Linked DNA regions of Homo sapiens: all the other regions are linked to region 4. The links are chromatin loops, found by intact Hi-C in ENCODE. Cell type or tissue: heart left ventricle. All regions are shown on one strand.

The links. Peaks named below come from ENCODE experiments on the same cell type or tissue, not always from the same donor. Only the 100,000 strongest peaks of a DNase experiment are listed, where the experiment ranks them.
Region 1: a loop joins it to region 4, with 2.7 times the contacts of the local background. A loop is called at or near these places in 14 of 110 quality-filtered maps.
Region 2: it touches region 4 in a loop (3-fold over the local background); 49 of 110 quality-filtered maps call a loop at or near these places.
Region 3: it touches region 4 in a loop (10-fold over the local background); 51 of 110 quality-filtered maps call a loop at or near these places.
Region 5: it touches region 4 in a loop (5-fold over the local background); 11 of 110 quality-filtered maps call a loop at or near these places.

The regions. Positions count from the first base shown.
Region 1 is chr16:15,605,780-15,610,779 of GRCh38, forward strand. MARF1 (meiosis regulator and mRNA stability factor 1) reads right to left here. Exons shown (of 27, transcript NM_014647.4): 20 at 3,744-3,946; 21 at 2,512-2,739. Among named protein-coding and RNA genes, the nearest start is that of MIR6506, 2.8 kb to the right of the region's middle. RefSeq lists an enhancer at 4,693-4,987. In heart left ventricle, no CTCF peak of the experiment used is centred here; a DNase peak (open chromatin) is centred at 2,122; H3K27ac peaks cover 957 bases.
Region 2 is chr16:15,548,243-15,553,242 of GRCh38, forward strand. The region is part of intron 2 of MPV17L-BMERB1 (MPV17L-BMERB1 readthrough); the gene reads left to right. All of the region lies in intron 2 of BMERB1 (bMERB domain containing 1), which reads left to right. Among named protein-coding and RNA genes, the nearest start is that of MIR6506, 60 kb to the right of the region's middle. In heart left ventricle, a CTCF peak has its summit at 2,756; a DNase peak (open chromatin) is centred at 2,767.
Region 3 is chr16:15,701,815-15,706,814 of GRCh38, forward strand. The region is part of intron 8 of NDE1 (nudE neurodevelopment protein 1); the gene reads left to right. It overlaps MYH11 (myosin heavy chain 11), which reads right to left. Exons shown (of 41, transcript NM_002474.3): 41 at 1,321-2,309. The coding sequence ends at 2,177. Among named protein-coding and RNA genes, the nearest start is that of NDE1, 54 kb to the left of the region's middle. In heart left ventricle, a CTCF peak has its summit at 2,889 (motif pointing left); a DNase peak (open chromatin) is centred at 2,897.
Region 4 is chr16:15,425,609-15,430,608 of GRCh38, forward strand. The region is part of intron 1 of MPV17L-BMERB1 (MPV17L-BMERB1 readthrough); the gene reads left to right. Among named protein-coding and RNA genes, the nearest start is that of BMERB1, 6.5 kb to the right of the region's middle. In heart left ventricle, a CTCF peak has its summit at 2,148 (motif pointing right); DNase peaks (open chromatin) are centred at 2,153 and 2,423; H3K4me3 peaks cover 335 bases; H3K27ac peaks cover 218 bases.
Region 5 is chr16:16,193,091-16,198,090 of GRCh38, forward strand. ABCC6 (ATP binding cassette subfamily C member 6) reads right to left here. Exons shown (of 31, transcript NM_001171.6): 10 at 4,931-5,000. Among named protein-coding and RNA genes, the nearest start is that of ABCC6, 28 kb to the right of the region's middle. In heart left ventricle, a CTCF peak has its summit at 1,969 (motif pointing left); no DNase peak of the experiment used is centred here.

The sequences.
Region 1 (5,000 bases), 180 kb after region 4:
CACGGAGCCTCTCTCAGCTCTCCCCATTCTTGCTGCTCACACCCCAGCTGCCCACCCATCACACTCACCCAGCAAAGCCCTAGGTCATGGCGTGGGGTCTTCCTATCCACCTGAGTCCACCCCTTTCATCATCCTGGGCAACTGAACACCCAGGGACCTGTCCCACACCACAGCCGTATAGCCTTTCAATGCCTTGCCTCTGTCATCTCCGACGACATCCTCCTGTGTTCAATTTCACTGCAGACACCCATCTCCAGGGTCACAGTGCAAACCTGTCATTACCCCATCCAACATAAATCATTCAAACCTCCTGAGCATCCCACTTGCAAAAGCAAGTCTGGAGCTGCTGTTGGGGTGGGAGTGCAGAAAGAGACTCTACCCGCTCAACTCCGCCCCTTCTCAAACCTCAGCAGCATCACTGCCTCCTATCTGCTCCCAATTTGCCAGCCCACTCCCTTGCTTCACTCTCCTCTTTTGTCATGCTGGCACTGACATTCTTGTCAATATTTAAATTCGCTCATCCCATGCCTTTTCCTGACGCCCATCGGTAAACTCCCACCTTGAATCCAACCACCTGCTTTCCCTGAACCGACACCTGCATAGCCACACCCCAACTGCTGCTCTCCCAGAGTCTACGGTGCCAACTTGCAGTGAGCTCTCGATACCCCTGCACTCCACGTGACATCCTGATCAAGCCACTCTCCACTCACCATGACAACTGTGGACCTTCTCCCCACTCCTAAGTCCTGAGCCCTGCCTCTCCTCTCTCTCTCTAAGCAGAGATCAGTCCCTCTCTCTAGTGGAAAACCACTCTTGGAAGAGGACTCCCTTCTATTCCTGATGATAAACATCAGACCTGCCCATGCCTGCCCCCAGCCTATTGCCCTGTATACTTCCTCCTTCCTCTGTGTGCTGTTTCCTAGTCTCCCACACCTCAAGGCCCTCCTGTCTTACCCCTTCTCGCCCTTGTATGTTCATCTTCTCTCTCTAGACAGATCCACATCAATGGCTTTCAGACATGCTCAAGTTTTTCCAGGTAGGAAAACCAACAGCCCAAATCCTCCCTTGCTCCCTCAGCCCCACAGCCTCTAGCTGCTGCCACAGCCCTCCATCTTCACAAGCAGACAAACCAGGATGCTGTCCAGATGACCTGGGCCATTTTCTCACCTCTCCTCACTCCTCACCACACTCCAAGGTGGCTTCTGTCTACACAACCAACACTGCCACTGACCTGGCCAGCAGCACCGACTCTTCCCACTGAGCTAAACCTGGAAGTCAGGCAGTCCCTCTCTGACCAGCCCTCCTGCGATGCTGCTGGCCATTCCTCTGCCTTGGCTCAGGGATGTTCGGCTCTCCTGGTTGTGCTTCCTGCTCTCTCACCTCCTCCTCCAACCAATCAGTACCTAAGGAGAGCTCTGAGCGTTCCTACCTCTGCCAAGGTAAGAACGTCTTCTTAGCTGCAGTCCAATACATTAAAAAACAGTGGGGGCTGGGTGCAGTGGCTCATGCCTGTAATCCCAGCACTCTGGGAGGCTGAGGTGGGCGGATTACCTGAGGCCAGGAGTTCGAGATCAGCCTGGCCAACACGGTGAAGCCCTGTCTCTACTAAAAATACAAAAACTAGCTGGGCGTAGTGGCGGGCGCCTGTAATCCCAGCTACCCAGGAGGCTGAGGAAGAAGAATCTCTTGAACCTGGGAGGCGGAGGTTGCAGTGAGCCAAGATCGCACCACTGCACTCTAGCCTGGGCCACAGAGCAAGACTCCAACTCCAAAAAAACCCCACAGTGGGAAGGAAAGGGAGAGTGAACCCGTTCTGGCTGTTTACGGAATTAAATGACACAGAAATGTGTGCAGCTAGTAATGGGCCTGTAACTGAGGGTGCCGTCCTTCATGCTTCCCTTTCCATTCCTTCCTCCTGGCAGTGACTTCTTCTGGTCCTGTGGGGGAGGAGGCCGAAAACTGGCAGCTGCTCTGCCTAGGACAGGAAGGGTCAAGTGCAGTCCAGGACAGCAAACAGCACGAGCTGCCCTCTCTACTACAGCTCTGCCAGTGACAAAGGCCACTCTGCACCCTCGCTTGCTCCTAAGCCTACTCCTAAGTGGGTGAGAATGTGGAGGGAGAGGACACTGTGTGATTACGGGCTCCCAAGAACGTCACAGGCAAAACTCACACTGGAAGGAGTCAAGCTCAGGCCAGCAGTGCTGAGGCAGCTGCACCTCATGACCGAACCCTGGGGTGAAGAGTGACCTCATCAGTTCACAAAGGCATTGCTTTGGCAAGGCCATTCAGAAACACACAAGAGGAAGACCAAAACTCTCAACTTCCAAACCAAGGCTTCTATTACCTAATAAGCACTAATGACACAAAACGAGTCATAATGCTGTGACAGTTAAGTAGTTCAAGGTGTAAATAAAGAAACGCTACAGCACACGCAAACGTCCTAATGAGAATTAGGTCACTGTGAGTTTTATCCCATGAGGGAAAAAAAAAAAAAAAAAAAAAAACATTTACCTTCACGACATGGCAGAGTTTCTGAGTTAAAGCCGAAATGGAACTGACATCATAGTCTTGGAGACGAAATGTATAACCAAAAGTTTTAGCATATTCTGTAAGGAGATCTGTCATCATAAGGCAGTTATCTTTTTGGGACCGAAGGAGTTTAACAAACTGGGCAGCTAGAGCTTTGAACCGCTCCACCTCTGTCAGAGTAAGGATCTTTTCTTCTCCACATTCCAATACCTTTGAAAACACACGGGGGGAGGAAAGGGAAAATAAACAAATCACGGGTGTTTACAGAATAGCAAAAAAAGTATGCAGCTAGTAATGAAAAAACAAGTCAGCGTTACTGAATGGGTATAAAGTTTCAGTTGTGTAAGATGAAAAAGTTCAGAAGATCGGTTGCATAACAATGTGAATGTGCTGACCACTACTGGACAGGAGATATAAAGATAGTTACGAAGGTAAGTTCTATGTTATGTGTATTGTGCCACAATAAAACAATTTTTAAAAAGCACTTCAGTAGTAAAAAAAGAAAATAAAATCAACAACAGAAATTTGGTTTAACTTAGCAACAGCGAACAGCTTAGCACTGATGTTACCTCATGTACTCAGACCTACCTTCAACACGAAGGATTTTAAAAGTATAAAAGTAATGAACAAATATTCAGTGTAAGAAATCAGCAGGTGTGGTGGCTCACGCCTGTAATCCCAGCACTCTGGGAGGCTGAGACAGGCGGATCAACTGAGGTCAGGAGCTCAAGACCAGCCTGGCCAACGTGGTGAAACACCATCTCTACTAAAAATAGAAAAATTAGCTGGGCATGGTGGCGGGCACCTGTAATCCCCAGCTACTCGGGAGGTTGAGGCAAGTGAACTGCTTGAACCCGCAGGCGGAGGTTGCAGTGAGCCAAGATTGCGCCATTGCACTCCAGCCTGGGCGACAAGAAAGAAACTCCGTCTCAAAAAACAAAAACAAACAAACAAAAAAAAGAAAACCTACTGAATCTTTTTTTCAATAATTACCCCCAAAACAAGTTTGAATAATCCTTTATTGAAGGAAAAAGCCATATTTATCTAAAAATACTAATGAGTCAGGAATATGGCTTCTCTGACTGGAATAGCTTAGATTTTCATCCTCTTTCGTAACTCCCTACTTCCCAGAAAAACAGGTCTGGAACGTGAAAAAGTATTTCCTATACGTTGTTCAGAAAAATACTTTATAAAATTAGAATTTCTTCACTCACTTGTAAAGTATCAGGTATGGCTTCAAAAAGTTCAAGTAGTTTGGTAAACCCATAGTACGCAAGTTTGCACTGCCGGCCAAAGTGGTGATGGTAAGAAGGGATAAATTTATTAAAGGGCATCCGGAAATGGGGTTGGTGACGCAGCAAATCAACGACATCCTTGGAGAACTGTTTTGTCCTTTCTATTTCATCCTGAGTGCGTTCTTTTAAAAAAACCAAAAAACATAAAATCACAGTTTTTTTCTACCCATTTGTGTTCAACATCCACACTAGAGTAAATCCTTTTGGGAATTTATAAACGATATCATCCTTGCCTTCCAAACACACACAACCTAAAACAAACACATATACTCTTCCCTCTTTGCAAGTGGTTCTCAAACATGTTCCAGGGCAGAACACCAGGAAGTTATGATATTATTATATTATGAAATTCATATATATTCATCTTATAAGCTAGAAACAATGTCATCTTATAAGCTAGAAACAATTTTCTAGCCCCTGCCCCATATCTATTAACATGACACACACCCAGGTCCCTGTACTTAAGCAAGTACTCTAGAAATTATTCCCATGAAATCACGCTTCTGAATATCCCCACTTTTTTTGTTTATTCATCTGATCTTCAGTTAAAACTTGCTAGCAGAAGAGAGAATCAGGCTTCAAAAGTTGAACAAAAATAAACAGGAGGGAAAGCTTAAGCTGAGATTGTTTCTATTAATTTTTAAGTGAGAATGGGCCCTGGAATTCTATGATTTCATGGACATCAATGTTCTGCAGGAGCACCGTTTAAGAACCAGATAATAGAAGGAGGATACGACCATACAGTCACCCCTTGGTGTTCTCAAGGGATCGGGTCCAGGACCCTGCCTGGATACCAAAATCCGCACCTACTCAAGTCTTGCGGTCTGCCCCGCGGAAACTGCAGACACGAAAAATTGGCCCCCAGTATCCATGAGTTTCGCATCCCTCAAATACTGTACTTTCTACCCGTAACTGGACCTGTGCAGTTCTGACTTCAACTATTAAAATTTGAAAGGCAAAAGAAAAAAAAACATTCGAGTTGTCTTCCCTTCTCAAGTGTGCACAGTAAATAAAGTAGCTCAGAGTTCAACAGAAGAGCAAAGCCAACAGGCACGGTGACAGATTCTCAACTGGATGACTAAGGCTCATGTAGCCACAGCCAGGCTGCAGAAGGCATTTGAGCAAAGTGCTGATGATGCCCCTTTTTCCCCTTAGAGTCAATTCTAAAAAGCCAGC
Region 2 (5,000 bases), 120 kb after region 4:
TCAAAGTGCTGGGATTACAGGTGTAAGCCACTGCACCCGCCCTGTGCGTGGTGAATTCCGAGTAAATGGTAGCCAAAATCATTGTCATCATCATCGCCACAGGTAACCTTTTCCCCAAATAATACTCAGCTTCTCTTCTAAGTAAACGTTGAATGAATACTTTAGAGTGTTGAAGAAGCACCCCTAAATCTGCCCACTTGTTGATTCTAGCCAGTGATGTTAAATTTTTAGGAATCTGGAGAACCAGTTGTTCAACTGTGGGTAGCTCAAAATCTGCAGCAGTGGGAGTATTTACACCGTGGAAATTGGCAAATGATTCACAGCAAGGCTTCTACCTCCCTCCCCTGCTTCCAGCCAGTTAAACATTCCCCAGCACATCACTCATTCTAGTCCTAGCCTGCCCTACTTTGGGGCATCCAACAGAGATTACTTGCGTTTTCTTTGTGGTTTATCAAGCCCCAGGGTCTCGCTTGCCTACAAAGGAGACCACTAATCACTAGCATGCTGAATAAACATGAAGTTGACTTAAACATTAATTTACTTATTATCAAAAGCTTATCTGCTTCTGCTGGTGCAATGACTCTGATGGGAATTGCCAGTGGTGATGGTAGATAGGTGATGGCTTCAGAGAAGTGTGCTCTGTGCTTTGGCAGGAGCAGGGCTAAGCTGAGACAGTGGTCCTAGTGGCCCAGTCCATGGGCTAAGCAGGAATGGGTGGGAAGAGGGCAGGGGAGGCTTCCCCGGGGCCTGCAGATTGTGTTCTTAAGAGTTTTTTCCTTCAGTCCTTAGAAGCTCAGCTGAAAGGAATGACTGCGGCCGGATGTGGTGGTTCATGCCTGTAATCCCAGCACTTAGGGAGGCCGAGGTGGGCAGATCACCTGAGGTCAGGAGTTTGAGACCAGCCTGGCCAAACTGGTAAAACCCCAACTCTACTAAAAATACAAAAATTAGCTGAGCATGGTGGCTGGTGCCTGTAATCCCAGCTACTTGGGAGGCTGAGCCAGAGGAATTGCTTGAACCCAGGAGGTGGAGGTTGCAGTAAGCCCAGATCAAGATCACACCACTGCATTCCAGCCTGGGCAACAGAGCAAGCAAGATTCTATCTCAAAAAAAAAAAAAAAAAAAATGGAGTGATTGCTTTAAAATTCTTAAACAGGGCCGGGTGCGGTGGCTCACGCCTGTAATCCCAGCACTTTGGGAGGCAGAGGCAGGCGGATCACTAGGTCAAGAGATGGAGTCCATCCTGGCCAACGTGGTGAAACCCTGTCTCTACTAAAAATACAAATATTAGCTGGGCGTGGTGGCGGGCGCCTGTAGTCCCAGCTACTCAGGAGGCTGAGGCAGGAGAATTCCTTGAACCCAGGAGGCGGAGGTTGCAGTGAGCTGAGATCACGCCACTGCACTCCATCCTGGCGACAGAGTGAGACATTGTCTAAAAAAAAAAAAAAAAATTCCTAAACAGGAGGGGCTTAGGGCCAGCCAGTTGGTCACATGAAACAATCAGGGGACTTACCTTAGAGCTGCCTTCGCAGTAGGGAGTCCATGGTTTTTAGTGAGATTTGTGTCGTACAAATTAATTAAAATTGCATAGTTTCTATCAAGTTTTTTTCTTACACTTTCCACAAAATTGGGAAAAATGTCTATTTCCCATTTCTTTATTTCATTTTCTCTTATTGCTTCTATCCTACCTGATATTTCCCATTTCAAAAGCACGTTTTTTTTTTTGAGATGCAGTCTTGCTCTGTCGCCCAGGCTGGAGTGCAGTGGTGCCATCTCGGCTCACTGCAAGCTCCACCTCCCGGGTTCACGCCATGCTCCTGCCTCAGCTTCCCGAGTAGCTGGGACTACAAGCACCTACCACCATTTTTTGTGTTTTTTAGTAGAGACAGGGTTTCACTGTGTTAGCCAGGATGGTCTCTATCTCCTGACCTCGTGATCCACCCCGCCTCGGCCTCCCGAAGTGCTGGGATTACAGGTGTGAGCCACCGCGCCCGGCCCAAAAGCACTTTTTAAATGTTGAGGTGGTTTGAAGGCTAATGGAAATTACGAGGTGGGACTGAAACCATTCCCTGCCATCCCTAAGAAAGCCCACTCCTTGGAACTGCCACTGGTGAAAGTCTCACTCTGTCACCCAGGCCAGAGTGCAGTGGCACAATCTCAGCTCACTGCAACCTCTGCCTCCCAGGTTCAAGCGATCCTCCCACCTCAGCCCCGCAAGTTGCTGGGACTACAGGTGCCCACCACCATGCCTGGCTAATTTTTTTTTTTTTTTTTAAGTAGAGACGGGGTTTCACCGTATTGCCCAGGCTGATCTCAAACTCCTGAGCTCAAGTGATCTGCCTGCCTCAGCCTCCCAAAGTGCTGGGATTACAGGCATGAGCCACCGCGCCCGGCCTGAAAGCATTTTAGAAGGCTCCTGACTGAAAGAACGGGATAAAGTAAGGGGGTATGGGAACAGAAGATGACAGCCTGGTATATCTGGGTGACATGCGTAGGCAGTCTGTTGTAGTGGCAATTGTCAGGGCTCTGGAGTTAGACTGTCTTCTTTCAAATCTTGCAAGCTGTCTGATCTCGGGCGATTTACTTAACCTCTCTGAGAGTTCTGTAAAGTGGAGAATAAGAATACCACCCTACAGATGATGAGGATTCAATGAGATTGGGCTGGATACAAATCAGCTTTTGTTGGCATCAGCTTGAGAGGAGGGATGGACTTGGGAGTGGAGAGGGTGGATTTGGGGGAGAGGACGCCACACAGTGGCAGGAACTCGCAGCAGGTGACTGAGAGTGGAAGGCACAAGAGAGCCCAGATGCTGAGCCAGCTCAGAATAGAAACGGTATTGATAGCAGAATGCAAAGCAGTATCACTCGAATGACGGATGTTTAATTGGATTTCTCCAGGGCTGACTCACCGCCTTTGATAGATGCGATTGCCCTCGTGGTGTCTATCATGAGACTTGAAATTTTTCCACCTGCACCTGCAGTCTTTAGGCCTTGTTTCAACAAAATGCAGTACTGTGTGTACCCTCCATGCCTGCCAGCCTTCCTTCCTTCCTTGTGTATTTACTGCAATGTATCAGGGACGGGGTGGTGTGCTAGAACCATGAAGGAAAAAGGCAAAGTCCCTTAAAGGAGGTGCAGTCTGTTGAGGCAGAAACACAAATGCCTAGATGGTTCTGGAATGCCTAGATGTCAATGGGATAACAAGGGGGCTATGGCTGCAGGAAGGAAGAGGACCTGATGTAGCTGAGGGCATCAGGAAGATTCCAGAAGGAGAAGGGATTAGTGAAGCTGCAGAGCACTTAGTTTGAGACAAAGATTTCTGAGCTGAGGGAGGAGTTGGGCAAAGGCTTGAGTGCAGGAGTTCAAGAGAACTCCTTGGGGCCAGGCTTTACACAGGGATGCACATGGGCTGTGTACCAGTCTGTTCTGACACTGCTGTAAAGATACTACCCGAGACTGGGTCATTTATAAAGGAAAGAAGTTTAATTGACTCACAGTTCTGCATGGCTGGGGAGGCCTCAGGAAACTTGCAGTCATGGCAGACGGCGAAGGGAAAGCAAGCACGTCTTACGTGGCGGCAGGAGAGAGACAGCACAAGAGAAAATGAGTGTAGGAAGTGCCACATTTAAAACCAGCAGCTCTCTTGAACTCCTGCACTCAAGCGATCCTCCTGCCTCGGCCTCCCTTAGTTCTGGGATAACAGGCAGGAGCTGCTGTGCCCACCTGGAGCTTAATCTCTGTTCACATCTTTAATTATTCTGGGCCAGCTTAGCCAAAGGCCTTAGGGGTAGGGTTAGGGACACCAAGGGCCAGTCTTCTATCCACTTCACAGCTCGCTGGGCCCTCCAAGGGAAGGACTATGTGTCTCATTCTAGGCACTGGTAAGAGTCTGGGGGAAAAAAAATCAAAAATAACAAGTGGACGCGGTGGCTCACACCTGTAATCCCAGCACTTTGGGAGGCCGAGGTGGGTGGATCACTTGAGGTCAGGAGTTCAAGACCAGCCTCGTCAACATGGTGAAACCCCGTCTCTACTGAAAATACAAAAATTAGCAGGGTATGGTGGTGTGCCCCTGTAATCCCAGCTACTCAGGAGGCTGAGGCACGAGGATTGCTTGAACCTGGGAGGCAGAGGTTGCAGTGAGCTGAGATTGCACCACTGCACTCCGGCCTGGGCGACAGAACGAGACTCCATCTCAAAAAAAAAAAGAAGAAGAAGAAGAAGAAATGAACTCACAACACTTACTGTCTCCTTCAAAGGAGTGAAGGATGTGCAGAGGGCTAAGTGCGGTCCCAGAAACTGCCAGGTAGCATCAGTGAGCAGGTGCAGGAAATCTGTTGGCCAACCTTGCATGCACTGGGCACGGCCCAGTTCCCTGCCAGAGCCCAGAGAAGAAAACAAGCTCTGGTCTCAGTCGAAGCAGTGGGGTGGGAAGAGCCCTGCTGTCTCGCCACATGGCCTTGGTAGCTGGCCTATGTCTCAATGTCTCTTGAAAGTGAAAATAGATCAGGAGGGCTGACACGTAGTAGGCGCTCAAGAACTGTTTTCTGGATGAGTCAGTGAATTGGTGAACAGCATTCACCTCTCTGGGCATTGATTTCTTCATTCATGTAAGGTGAGAGCTCTTCTAGCTGCAGAAATTTCTTTAGAGCCAGGCACAGTGGCTCACCCCTGTTATCTCAGTACTTTGGGAGGCCAAGGCAGGAGAATGGCTTCAGCCCAGGAGTTTGAGACCAGCCTGAGCAACATAGTGAGACCCCCATCTCTACCAGACATTTTTTTTGAGATGGAGTCTCACTCTGTTGCCCAGGCTGGAGTTCAGTGGTACGATCTCAGCTCACTGAAACCTCCATCTCCCAGGTTCAAGCAATTCTCCTGCCTCGGCTTCCCGAGTAACTGGGATCACAGGCATGCACCACCATGCCCGGCTAGTTTTTGTATTTTTAGTAGAGATGGAGTTTCGCCATGTTGGCTAGGCTGGTCTTGAACTCGTGACCTGA
Region 3 (5,000 bases), 280 kb after region 4:
CTGCGATGGTGGGTTTCTTACCCTAGAAACATCCTAACCTGTATCCACAGAAGATGTCCTTTTATTTTTTTAAAAGATCAATAAAATCAAGAGAAACGAATGTTGAACTTGTTGGGCTTCTGGTCAAAGAGGCTTTGTATGTTTATACTTTAATGTTTTCCCACAGAGTGGTGAAAAACTTTTTTTAACCAAGTTAAAAAATATGAAAAAATCTTTTTGAAAATTTCTATTCAAGCCAGGTTTTTAGAAATGTATCCGGGATGTGTTTGTGCGTCATTCAAGGCATATTAGCATCTGGTCACAAGATGGAGTCCTTTGTTTCCATGTTTCCTGTCTCCCAAATCTGTCTGATCCCATGGAGTTGGTGGTATACGGCATCGTTTGTGTTGAACAGAGCCTTTGCAGGCATGTCTGTCTAAAACACTCAAGCTGAAAGAAGGACAGGGCCTACAGCTTGTTTTTATGGCCCTTACTCTAAGAATGATTTATTATGTTTTTAAGGGTTGTTTTAAAGAAGATGAATATTCGGCAAGACCATATGTAGCCTGTAAAGGCTAAAATACTATCTGGCTGGGTGGGTGGTGGTGGTGGTGTGAGAGACAAGGTGTTACTGTTACCTAGGCTGCAGTGCAGTGGCGTGATCATAGCTCACTGCAGCCTGGAACTCCTGGCTCACATGATCCTCCTGCCTTAGCCTTCCAAGAGGTTGGGAGTACAGGTGTGCACTATCCTGCCTGGCTTACTAACAACAACAACAAAAAAACACCTTTTTTTTATAGAGACGGGGGTCTCTCTCGGCTAGGCTGGCCTCCAACTCCTGGCCTCAAGTGATTTTCCCATCTCAGCCTCCCAAAGTGCTGGGATTCCAGGTGTGAGCCACTGTACCCAGCCACCATCTGACGTTTTGTGGAAAGTGTTTGCTGACTCATTGGACAAGACCTTGTGTTTTAACTCAAAAAATCAAGGAAATCCTGTATTTTTCTTAAGATACTGGTTTTGATGAGTCAAGATGTTCTTCCCAGTCATGTTCGAGGGCAGGGGGCAGTGGCCCTTAGACCACACATCACCTTATTTCTCTCCCCTGCCCTCCCTGCTGAGCGGCCCAGTAACCCCCTTAGACAGTCTCACTTTGCATCTCTGCTCTGCTCTCTGGCTGGCTGTGGGGTTGTAGGCAATTGATTTCACCTCTCTAGGCCTCAGTTTCTGCATTCATGACGTTAACCCTGACTTCAGAGAATCTTTGGGACGATGAAGCAAAACCCAGCCTTCCCCAACTCCTTTTCCTCTATAGAAAACAGCTCAACAGAAAAGCCAACGACATTGTGATTTATAACCATTTATTAGTGAAAGTGTTTTTAAGCACAGTCAGGGTGTAAACAGTGCAGCATTCCTGCTCCCCTCCGTGGGAGCAGCGTCTCCTTTTCAATTCATGTGACTACAGAAGGCACTTGGTGAACTGTGCGTGTCTGAGGTGTGGAAACCAGGAGAGGGGGAAAGAATTCTCAAAGGCCTGACGTGAGAAGTTGGAAAGGTTTGCAGGTTAGGGAATGAATTGGGAGTGGGGGCCGGCGGCACCCATTTCGGTGACTTTCTCCCCATTTCATGTAAACAGAATTGCCAGGGACCGGTTACCGTGGATATGTTTTTCTAAAAACTCAGTGTCTGCACAATCCATTGATAGAACTGGAGGATGTGTCTGTGTTTCCTGTTGGGTTTTTCTCATCTCTTACATCATACAAACTTCAATTTTTACCTTGAATACAGGGGTAGTAGGGGTGGTGGTGGTGGTGGTGGTTGAGACAGGGTCTCTGTTGCCCAGGCTGGAGTGCAATGATGCAATTATAGCTCATTGCAGCCTCGAAGTCCTGGGCTGGAGCGTTCTTCCTGGCTCAGCCTCCCTAGTAGCTGGGACCACAGGTGTGTACCACCACGCCCAGCTTATTTTTAAATTCTTGTATAGATGAGGTTTTACTACGTTGCCCAGGCTGGAGGGTGGTGGTTTTTATATTCCTTGTGTGAGGGGTGTCTGTGATATTTGGAATTTGAGAATGGATTTAGACAATGCTAAGTACAGTCTGCTGGGTTTTGCTTTGTTCTGGGTTGTTGTTGGGTTTTTTTTGTTTGTTTGTTTTGGTTTTTGGTTTTCTTGCCGTGGTGCAAAACTGTAGAAAGTTGCTTATTCACTGGCCTTGGTTCCATTGAAGTCTGCGTCTCGAGTGTCCGTTTCCTCCTCAGAACCATCTGCATTTTCAATAACTCTACGTCCTCCAGACCTTCTAGAAGGAACGAAAGAGGTCTCGTTTCCTCGCCTGTGGGTTGTAAGAAAACACATTATTTAGCAAAGAAATCTTCATGGTTGGGATAGATTTTTTATAAATCTATTTTAAACTTGTAGCTATAGTCCTATTGCAATATAAATTTTTTTTATGGCAGAAAACACACACGGCACAAATAAGATGCAGATATTCAAGTTGAAGTCAACAAATCATTGCCAGTCTTAAGGCATGAGTGATTGAATTTAATCAGCTGAAATTGGTTGCGGGGGTGGGTGGAGAAGGTTTTTCAAAGCAAGACGATCTGCTTTTCAATATGTCAGGCTTGGTCATTTGAGAAGCCACAGGATTCTGGTCTGCTGTGGTCTTTGATTTAGAATAGGAAAAAAACGCCAAAAACCAAGCAGGGGATTTTGTCTTCTGACTTTATTCATAGCCCATGGGGCAGAGTTGAAGAGAGAACATACTGTTTTTCTTCTGTATCTCCTCACCCCCATTCGCCTTAGAGGTGAGTTTTCAAGATTTGAATTGGAAGAAGGTGAAATGGACAAGGGCAGCCTTGAGAAGGACACAGAGGGGCTCCCTGGTTAAAAGGCGAGACAGCACCCCCTGCTGGTGTGAATGTTCATGGACTGAGTTTTCCCCACTGCAGGGACTGCTGCATCTGTTTTGCTGATCGTGGAACATACCGCACATGGCGTAAAACAGGTGCCCAGTGAATATTAGAAAAGGAAATTATACGTGTTAATCCAAGGTGGATTATTTTATTAAATTGAGATGAGGTCTTGATATTGTTGCCCAGGCTGGTCTGGAACTCCTGAGCTCAAGCAGTTCTCCTACCTTGGCCTCCCAAAGCGCTGGCATTACAGGCGTGGGCCACCACACCTGGCCTTCAAGGTGGATTTAAAAAAGAAATTTAAGAGTCTCTCTCACCCAGGCTGGAGTGCAGTGGCATGATCTTGGCTCACTGCAACCTCTGCCTCCTGAGTTCCAGCAGTCCTTGAGCCTCAGTATTGAGTAGCTGGGACTACATGCACGTGCACACTGCCACGCCTGGCTAATTTTTGTATTTTTAGCAGAGATGGGATTTTGCCATGTGACCCAGGCTGGTCTTGAACTCCTGGCCTCAAACGATCCACCTGTCTTAGCCTCTCAAAGTGTTGGGATTACAGGTGTGTGCCAGTGCACCTGGCCTCTGAGGTGGATTTTAGCTCCAGCCAGTAGGACACCCCTGTCTCTCCTTAATGCTGCCATCTCCTCTCTGCGCTGGTTCTCTCTTGAGTTTATCACCTCGACTTCACAGGAAGGGCTGGTCACGTGAGGGGAGACTTTGGGTAGGAGGAAGAGAGTGGGCAGAAGAAGGAAAAATCAGATCTGCCTGCTGCCAGCCTTCACCGTTCAGAAGAAACACTTAACTCTTTTCAGCAACCGCAACAAATAATTATGTTGGGCTCTGGCCATCTGGCCCTGTTTGACCTGAATCGGAAGACAGGTCTTATTTTAGGACATCAAAGAAGAGAGCAGACTTTTGCTCCCCACGCAAGGGTTGGATAAGAAGCCATAAGGATGAACACAACTCAGTGACCAATTCTTTAGTCAAAAGGAACAACTCGGCTGGGCATGGTGGCTCACACCTGTAATCTCAGCACTTTGGGAGGCTGAGGCGGGCGGATCATGAGGTCAGGAGATCGAGACCATCCTGGCTAACATGGTGAAACCGTGTCTCTACTAAAAATACAAAAAATTAGCCGGGCGTGCTGGCGGGTGCCTGTAGTCCCAGCTACTCGGGAGGGAGGCTGAGGCAGGAGAATGACATGAACCCAGGAGGCGGAGCTTGCAGTGAGCCGAGATGTGGCCACTGCACTCCAGCCTAGGCGACAGGGTGAGACTCCGTCTCAAAAAAAAAAAAAAAAAAAAATCAAGGCCCAGAGATTCATGATCACTGAGAAGAGGAATTCGCAAATGACCCTTTTGTTGACAGAGGATGGGAGAGACCCCGGCTGGGAAAGCCCACCTGGCTATAAAGGATGGGACTTCCCGCAGTGCAGCGATCAGGAATAAATACTTAAAGCTGCAGCCACTTCAAAGTAAACACTCCTAGCCCAGCTTCACAGAGAAGCTTCTGGACTTGCAGCCCTACTAGAGAACTCTCCATCCTTCTCTCTCTAGATGTGACCCTTAAGTCTTTTTCTTTTTTAGCACTGTTTTCCAAGCGCTTGACTCAGAAGGATGCTCAAATTCAGCGCAGAGGAGCAGCAGTTTGACTGTTCCCTGTACGCTCCCCACACAGCTCTCTTCGTCACAGTTTTAACTCCAGGTTCAAACCCTGATGGGTTGGCCAGTTGCTGCGACTCATGCCTGTAATCCCAGCACTTGGGGAGGCCGAGGTGGGCAGATCACTCGTGAGGTCAGTTGTTCGAGGCCATCCTGGCCAATATGGTGAAACCCCGTCTCTACTAAATATACTAAATTAGCCGTGCGTGGTGGCAGGCGCCTGGAATCCCAGTCACTCAGGAGGCTGAGGCAGGAGAATTGCTTGAACCCAGGAGGTGAAGGCTGCAGTGAGCCAACGTTGTGCCACTGCACTCCAGCCTGGGAAACAGCAAGACTGTCTCCAAAAAAAAAAACAAAAAAAAATCTGATGAGCTGGGAAGTAGTCCCTAACCTCCACATCAGTGCTCTAGGCACTCTCTTTTTGGCTCTTGGAAGAGTCTATTTGCTAACTGG
Region 4 (5,000 bases):
TACGCATGCAACCCAGGGATTTTTCTCAGATACCCTACCCATTCTCAAATAGCATGTGCTCTAAGCTCCTATGGTAAAAGCTTCATGCCCCTGCAAAACTCACACACCTGATCCCACTCCTCAAGCACTTCATGGAGAAGCAGCAGCTCCCAGCTCTATAACAGATAGGGGATTTCAGGTCCTAAGTCTTGAGAGCAAATATTTCCTCAACTTCTTTTCTCTCTCTCAAGCCTCCTTTAAGAGGAATACATACTATGCTTTCTGGAACTCTGTTCTACCTTCCAAACCCATTTATATCTTTTACGATTTTTTTTCCCCAAGATTGCGGATATTTTCTATTTTTTTTCTGGAGACAGTCTCGCTCTGTTGCCCAGGCTGGAGTTCAGCGGTGCGATCTCAGCTCACTGCAACCTCCACCTCCCGGGAGGAACTGCCAGACCATCTTCCAAAGAGGTTGCAACATTGTATATTCATGGTATGAGAGATCTAATTTTTCTACTCAATGTCATTTTAATGGTGTGGTGTTTTGTTTTGTTTTGTTTTGTTTTGTTTTGTTTTGTTTGAGACAGGATTTCACTGCCACTCAGGCTGGAGGGCAGTGATCCAGTCATAGCTCACTGCAGCCTCAACCTCCTGGGTTCAAGTAAGCCTCCCACCCCAGCCCCCTGAGCTGCTGGGACCACAGGCACATGCCACCACTCCCGGCTAATTTTTTAATTATCACTTGTATAGATGGGATCTCCCTATGTTGCCCAAGCTGGTCTTGAACTCCTGGGCTCAAGCAATCCTTTTGCCTCAATCTCCCAAAGTGTTAGTGAGAGGTGAAGCCCGCTGCATTTCCTGTATGGAGTGGGGACTTGGAGAACTTTTCTGTCTAGCTAAAGGTTTGTAAACGCACCAATCTGCACTCTGTAAAAACTCACCAGTCAGCGCTCTGTGTCTAGCTAAAGGTTTGTAAACGCACCAATCTGCACTCTGTAAAAACGCACCAATCAGCAGGACATGGGCAGGGACAAATAAGGGAATAAAAGCTGGCCACCTCCAACCAGCAGTGGCAACCTGCTTGGGTCCCCTTCAACGCTGCGGACGCTTTGTTCTTTCGCTCTTCACAATAAATCTTGCTGCTGCTCAGTCTTTGGGTCTGCACCACCTTTGTGAGCAATAACACTCACTGCGAGGGTCTGCGGCTTCACTCCTGAAGTCAGCGAGACCGTGAACCCACCGGAAGGAAAAAACTCCAGACACATCTGAACATCTGAAGAAACAAAGTCCGGACACACCATCTTTAAGAACTGTAACACTCACTGCGAGGGTCCACAGCTTCATTCTTTAAGTCAGAGAGACCAAGAACCCACCAGAAGGAATACATTCCAGACACATTAGGATTACAGGTCAATGTCATTTTAATAGGTTTTTGGTTTTGATTTGGAGACTTCATTTGGTAAATTCTCAAAGAGTCAGCACTCAAAATATCAGCTAACACGTTGCTTCAACCCAAGAAGGATGATGATCATGATGATGATACTAACTTGTACTGAGGACCTCCTATGGGCTGCCATACTTTATCTCATTTAATCATAATAGTCCTCTGGGGCTGGGTGTGGTGGTTCATGCCTATAATCCCAACACTTTGGGAGGCCTAGTCAGGCGGATCACCTGAGGTCAGGAGTTCCAGACCAGCCTGGCCAAAATGGTGAAACCTCGTCTCTACTAAAAATACAAAAATTAGCCGGGCCTGGTGATGTGCGCCTATAATCCCAGCTACTCAGGAGGCTGAGACAGGAGAATCACTTGAACCTGGGAGGTGGAGGTTGCAGTGAGCCAAGATCACACTACTACACTCCAGCCTGGGCAACAGAGTGAGACTCCATGTCAAAAGAAGAAGAAGAATAGTCCTCACCACTACACTCCAGCCTGGGCAACAGAGTGAGACTCCATGTCAAAAGAATAATAATAATAATAATAATAATAGTCCTCACCACTACACTCCAGCCTGGGCAACAGAGTGAGACTCCACATCAAAATAATAATAATAATAATAGTCCTCAGAATAGATAATAATGTCATTAGCATTTGAAAGAAAGTGAAGATTAAAGAAATTAAGGGACACAACACACAGAGTCACACAGCCAGCAGGTGGCAGAGTCAGGGCTCAAACTCAGATCCTCTGGATTTCACGGCCCGCATTTTTGAAAACCATGCGATTCTCATAAGCTCAGTGTCATGGACGTTTGAAATTCTCAACATGCTGGATGAAGTATCAAATTACCAGGATGAGATTGCATTATTTTTCCTTTCAATCAAGCAAAATGACAGTTATAAAAGTGTCTTGCACTGGCCCCTGCTGCCTTGGCTCTTTATAATCACCCAGGATCCCTCCAAGTCCTTGGCATTCCCAGCAAAGCCGAGGCACTGAGCCAGGACAAGCAGCCAGGGCTCGGGGGCGGTGGCGGGGGGGTGAGGGGGTGAAGGGGAGGGTGTGGGGGGGTGTTGCTGCTTAATACTTCCATGCAGATGGTGACTTCAGCCAGTTACTGAACTTGAAGCATTATCACCCTATGCTAATGCAAACAGACAGGGTTCTGGGGACTGTGGTGGCAGGGATAGTTTGTCCTCTAGGATTGTGGAATTGTATTACACACTTTTAGAAATGAAATGTATTCGTTTTTGAATTCTAAAACAATATGGGCTCAATATAGATGGTTGGAAAATTCATAAAATTAAAAAAAAATCTTTCCCAAATTTCAACTCTAGAAACAACCATTGTTAATATTCTCTTGTATTTACTGCTAGTCATTTTATTTTTCATACCTTAAAACCATTATTTATTGCTGGGCGTGGTGGCTCACGCCTGTAATCCCAGCACTTTGGGAGGCTGAGGTGGGCGGATCATGAGGTCAGGAGATCAAGACCATCCTGGCTAACACGGTGAAACCCCGTCTCTACTAAAAATGCAAAAAATTAGCCGGGCGTGGTGGCGGGTGCCCGTAGACCCAGCTACTCGGGAGGCTGAGGCAGGAGAATGGTGTGAACCCGAGAGGCAGAGCTTGCAGTGAGCCAATATAGCACCACTGCACTCCAGCCTAGGCGACAGAGCAAGACTCTGTCTCAAAAAAAAAACAAACCACCATTATTTATTTATATTTTAGAGACAGAGACTCACTCTGTAGCCCAGGCAGGAGTGCAGTGGCACGATCATAGCTCACTCACTGCAGTCTCAACCTCCTGGGCTCAAGCAATCCTCTCACCTCAACCTCCCGAGTAGCTGGGACTATAGGTGTATGCCACAACAGCTGGCTAATTTTTTTTTTTTTTTTTTGGTAGAGACAGGGTCTTGCTGTATTCCTCAGGCTGGTCTTGAACTCCTGGCCTCAGGCAATCCTCCTGCCTCGGCCTCCCAAAGTGCTGGGATTACAGGTGTGAGCCACTGCACCTAGCCTGATTTCTTTTCTGATTATAAAAGTAATACAGGCCGGGCTTGGTGGCTCATGCCTGTAATCCCAGCACTTTGGGAGGCCAAGGTGGGCAGATCACTTGAGGTCAAGAGTTTGAGACGAGCCTGGCCAACATGGTGAAACCTCATCTCTACTAAAAATGCAAACATTAGCTGGGTGTGGTGGTGGGCACCTACACTCCCACCTACTTAGGAGGCTGAAGTGGGAGGATTGCTTGAACCTGGCAGGTGGAGGTTACAATAAGCCGAGATCAAGATCGTGCCACTGTACTCTAGGGTGGGCAACAGAGTGAGACTATCTCAAATAAATAAAAGTAATACGTATACTTTGTAGAAACATTGGAGAATACAAACAAAACATTTATTATCATGACATACATAGGTAGTCACTATCAATATTTTGGTGTATGACATTTTAGTGTTTTTTCACCCTGGATGTGTATACATGTTTGTATATACGTAAACAGGTAAAATTGGAATCACAGTAGCCGGGTGTGGTAGCCCATGCCTGTAATCCCAGCTCTTTGGGAGGCAGAGGCAAGAGAATCACCTGAGGCCAGGAGGTCAAGACCCACCTGGGCAACATGGCAAAAACTACATCTCCGCTAAAAATACAAAAATTAGTTGGGCAAGGTGGTGCATACCCGTAGTCCCAGCTACTAAGGAGGCCTGGGCGGGAGGACTGCTTGAGCCCGGGAGGTGAGCAGTGAGCCGACATCCCACCACAGCACGCTAGCCTGGGTGACAGAGCGAGACTCTGTCTCAAAAAAAAAAAAAAAAAGGAATCACAGTATTTTTAAATTTCTACCATTATCATTCTATAAAATATGATTGAGATTACAGTGTGCACTTGATCTTAGCCAAAAGATCCAGAATGACAGCTCACACTTTATATTACAATTTGTATTCTACTTTTCCTGATATTTTGATTAAATTGTGCTATGTTTTCCCTATGACATTTCCCTATTACATTTCTTTGTAAACATCATTTTAAATAAGTGTACAGTGTTACATTGCAGGCATACCATAAGTTTAGCCATTTCCCTTTTGTAAGATACTGACCCTTTTCTAATTTTTTCTACAGTTTACATAAATTGTAAAAAAAATATATTGTGTGAATGTATTTTTAGTAATTCAGATATTCCTTCGGGTAGATTTCCATGAGTTGAATTTTTAGATCCAATAGATGTATTTTTTCTTTTTTAAATTATAAAATATTTTAATGTAGAGATAATTACATGACAAAGATCCCTAAATGCACCAACCGTCTTTTAAGGGATACACACCCTTTTATTTATATATTATGTCTGTAAGATTCATCCATTTTGTTGGTAGTAATTTGTTTGTTTTTTTTTTTTTTTTTTTGTGAGACAGGGTTTCACTCTGTGGCCCAGGCTGGAGTGCAGTGGCATGATCACGGCTCACTGCAGCCTGAACCTCCCACGCTCAAGTGATCCTCCTGCCTCAGCCTCCTGAGTAGCTAAGACTACAGGCACACACCACCCATGCCTGGCTAATTTTTGTATTTTTTGTAGAGAAGGGATTT
Region 5 (5,000 bases), 770 kb after region 4:
GAGGTCGGCACAAGATACAGGTCACAAAGACCTTCCTGATAAAACAGGTTGCAGTAAAGAAGGCGGCCAAATCCCACCAAAACCAAGATGGCTACGAGAGTGACCTCCCGTCATCCTCACTGCTACACTCCACCAGCGCCATGACAGTTTACAAATGCCATGGCAACATCAGGAAGTTACCCTATATGGTCTAAGAAGGAAAGGCATGAATAATCCACCCCTTGTTTAGCATATCATCAAGAAATAACCATAAAAATGGGCAACCAGCAGCCCTCTGGGTTGCTCTCTCTATGGAGTAGCCATTCTTTTAGATCTTTACTTTACTAAAAAACTTGCTTTTGGCCGGGCACGGTGGATCATGCCTGTAATACCAGCACTTTGGGAGGCCGGAGGCGGGCAGATCACCTGAGGTCAGGAGTTTGAGACCAGCCTGGCCAACATAGTGAAACACAGTCTCTACTAAAAATATAAAAACTAGCCAGGTGTGGTGGTGGGCACCTGTGATCCCAGCTACTCGAGAGGCTGAGGCAGGAGAATAGCTTGAACCCAGGAGGCGGAGCTTACAGTGAGCCACGATCGCACCACTGCACTCCAGCCTGGGTGGCAGAGTGAGACTCCGTCTCAAAAAACAAACAAACAAACACTTGCTTTCACTTTATGGACTCGCCCTGAATTCTTTCTTGCACGAGATCCAAGAACCCTCTTTTGGGATCTGGATCAGGACCCCTTTTCTGTAACACAGCTGCAGACCCCGAAGGTGGTCAGACTTGGGTCCTAAGATGGGGATGTCAGGGAATCTGATAAGGGCAGCCACCAGGTCCCAGGGATCTGTGCTCATGGGGTCTGCTGTGTCAGGAGATGCCTGCTGAAGGTGGGGTCCTTCAATGTCAGGGAGGGAAACAGCCCTCTTACACGATAGGGAGAGAGTTATATTCAAGACAGATTGTGCACACACACGAGTGGGACTGGGGGGTGTTCCCAGCCACAACAGTAAAGTTGAGACCTATGGAATCAGGGGACCTGGTTCAAATCCTGACCCTGAGAGTTTTGAGTGTGGCCTTGGGGCAAGTCATCTCCCTTAGGTGCAATTCTCTTGTCTGCAAAATGGGAATAGAGTTGTTCTCATTTGGCATTTTCTCTTATTGCGTTTAATTATTTTCCTAATCTTCATTTCATCCCTCGCAAGGGTTGTCAGATTTAGTAAATCATCATACAGAATGCCCAGTTACATTTGAAGATAAAGAGTGAATAAGGTTTTAGTCTAAGTCTCGTGAAATATTTGGGACATACACTGAGAAATTCTTCCGTTTGTCTGAAACTCACACTTCACTGAATGTCCTGTGTTTTCTCTGGCAACCCTGCTCCCCCACCAACGTGGTGATTTTGGGATGGTTATCTTCCCCCTCTCGGCTTTGGTTTCTATATCTGGAAAATGTGGAAGTGGGGGGTAGAATAAATGATTTTTAAGTTGCTGTGACTTTCTGAGATTTCTGCACAGGTTATTTGGACCCATTCTCTTGACAAGCCCCACCCCAACTCCAGTCTGTGTGCCTCAGTTTCCCGTCTCAGTCCTTAGGAACACTATGTTTATTTATTTATTTATTTGTTTGTTTATTTTGAGATGGATTCTTGTTCTGTGACCCAGGCTGGAGTGCAGTCTCATGATCTTGGCTCACTGCAACCTCTGCTTCCCAAGCGATTCTCCTGTCTCAGCCTCCTGAGTAGCTGGGATTACAGGCATGTGTCACTCGGCTAATTTTTGTATTTTTAGTAGAGATGGGGTTTCACCACGTTGCCCAGGCTGGTCTCGAACTCCTGGCCTCAAGTGATCCACCCACCTCAGCCTCCCAAAGTGCTGATATTACAGGTTTGAGCCACCCCACCTGGCCTGGGAACACTATTTTCTAACATTGGGCCAGTTTGTTTCATTTATGCGGCAATGGCGCTACCTAGTGGCTCAATGGAGAAGGGCGCAGAGGGTAAACACCAGCCCACAGCAGGGCTTGGAAAAACACTCAAGGAATGTGAGCAGAAGATGAACATCTCTGTCTGGGGGAAAAATGGTATCATTAAACTGTAGCAACCTCAGTGTCCACTCCTCCTTCACCAAGACCTCACGGTGATGTTAGGAACTGTCTACCAAGAGGCAGGAAAAGTACACAAGCAAAGTAACATGGTGCATTATCTATGGATATCTTGTTGGTCTCATCTAATTTTTTTTTTTTTTTTTTTTTTTTTTTTAGAAGGAGTCTCACTCTGTCGTCCAGGCTGCAGTGCAGTGATGTGATCTCAGCTCACTGCAACCTCCACCTCCCGGGTTCAAGTGATTCTCCTGCCTCAGCCTCTCTAGTAGCTGGGATTACAGGCACATGCCACCATGCCCGGCTAATTTTTATATTTTCAGTAGAGACAGGGTTTTGCCATGTTGGCCAGGCTGGTCTTGAACTCCTGACCTCAAGTGTTCTGCCGGCCTTCACCTCCCAAAGTGCTGGGATTACAGGCGTGAGCCACCGTGCCCCGCCTGGTCTCATCTGATTTTTAGCAACGGTGGGGTCAACCTGATCAATTGCCCTGAATTTTCCCATGTTCTTCCTCTCTCCCTCTCTTTCTTCCTAATGATGACATTTATGTACTGCACATGAAGCCCTGTCTGAGTGCCTTATGTTGTAATTGCTAAGCACCTGCCTATTGTTTGCAAGGCCCTGGAATACAAGGTGAAGACACTGGAAAAAGTCCTGGCCCCTAGCCTTAGCAAAAACAATCATATGCATGAGCATTCGAGTTTTTTTTGGAATATTCAGCAATTACAATCAAAATGCCATTAACAGTTTTTACAAGGCCAGGCACAGTGGCTCATGCCCGTAATCCCAGCACTTTGGGAGGCTGAGGTGGGCAGATCACCTGAGGTCAGGAGTTCAGGACCAGCCCAGCCAACATGGTGAAACCCAGTTTCTACTAAAAATACAAAAATTAGCCAGATGTTGTGGTGCACGCCTGTAATCCCAGCTACTCAGGAGGCTGAGGCTGGATAATTGCTTGAACCTGGGAGGTGGAGGTTGCAGTGAGCCGAAGTTGTGCCATTGCACCAAAGCCTGGGCAACACAGTGAGACTCTGTCTCAAAAAAAAAAAAAAAATCAAAAGGATACTATTTCACGACATATGAAAATGATATGCACTTCAAATGTCAGCATCCATAAATAGAGTTTTATTGGAGGAATACCATGCCTGTTTGCTTAGTATGGTCTACAGCCACTTCTGCACTCCAAGGGCAGAGATGAATATTTGCAGGAGAGATGGTGTGGCCTCCAGTGTAAAAAGCATCTACTGTCTTATCCTTTATGGAAAAGTAACTAATGATAATATTACAAATACCTACAGGGTGCAGTTGTGTGCCCGGCACCCTTTTAAGTGCTTTCTACATATGGGCTCGTTTAATGCCTCAGCCCCTCTGGGGCAGGAGTGCTACTGTTAATTATGATCCTCACGTTGGAGACAAGAACAGGAGGCACAGAGAGAGTAGGGTCCTTGCACACAGATTCACAACTGATAAGTGGTCAGAAGGAGGATTTGAGCCTAGGCAGTTCCCGATACAGAGTCTAATTTTATTTTTACTTTTATTTATTTGTTGGAGACAGAGTCTCACTCTGTCACCCAGGCTGGAGTGCAGTGGCATTATCTCAGCTCACTGCAACTTCCACCTCCAAGGCTCAAGCGATTCTCCTGCCTCAGCCTCCTGAGTGGATGGGGTTATAGGCACCCACCACTATGCCCGGCTAATTTTTGTATCTTTCAGTAGAGACGGGGTTGGCCAGGCTGGTCTGGAACTCCTGGCCTCAAGTGATCCACCTACCTCACCCCCCAAATTGCTGAGATTATAGGCATGAGCCACTGTGCCTGGCCCAGAGTCTGATTTTAATTTAAAAAAAGAAAATCCTATACCACAACGTTAAAGGAATGAAGTTGGAAAGTAAATGTTTTGTTTGTTTTGTTTGGTTGTTTCCTGATGGCTACTTTGTGTTTTTTGAACACTAAGTAGCAATTTTTCCCCCTAAAATGTTCTCCTCTTGTGTTTTGTGGACAGTGGCTATGGTGGTGCCTCAGGGTTACTGGTAACTTCAAAACATGGTTAACTTGCCTACTGGGTACCCTAATAGCACATGGGGAAGTATCAACGTCATCATCATCATCTTTCTACAGAGGAAACTGAGGCCCAGAGAGGGTGAACTTCCTGCCCAAGGTCAAGTGAAGGTCATCCTTATTGAGGACTTTTCCCATCGTATCAGACAATAGTAGGCAAATTGAGACAGGATTGGAGGAGGAGGAGAAGGAGGAGATGGGGGTGGAAGGGGAGGAGAAAAAGGAGGAGAGGAAGAAGAAAGGGAAGAGAAGGAGAGGGAAGAGCAGAGGGAAGAGAGGGAGGACGGTAGAGGAGAAGAAGGGAGAAGGGAAGAAGTGGGAGGGAAGATGACAGGGAGCAGAAAGGAAGAAGAAGGTGGAGCAGGAGAGAGGAAGAGGAGGAGGAGGGGGAAGGAGGAAAAGGAAGGGGTGCAGGAAGAGGAGGGGGTGCGTGGGCAGAAGGTGGGAGAGATGCAGGAGGAGGGAGGGTGCAGGGAGGGGTGCAAGAGGAGGGGGGCAGGAGGAGGAGGCTGGGGCAGAGGGAGAGGGGAGGAAGCCTTATGAGCTTCTACACCAGGAATGGAATCCAGGGTGATGAAGGCAGAACAAGGGTAAAACCTTTCATGTGCCTCTCTGACACCAACCTGGTTCTCCCACAGCCTCAGACTTGCCCTAACCCTGGGGTCACAGCGGACCTCTTCCAGCCTCTTGAATGCTAAGTCAGGAGGAGGAAGGGTGGGAGGGGGAAGGAGGAGGGGGAGAAGGAGGGGGTGGGGGACTCCGTTCAAATCCCGTCTTCCTCCTCTGGCATACCTGCCAGAGATAGACGAAGCAGACCACGATCCAGACGAGAGGCAGCCACAGCCCGTTGAGGTAGAGGACG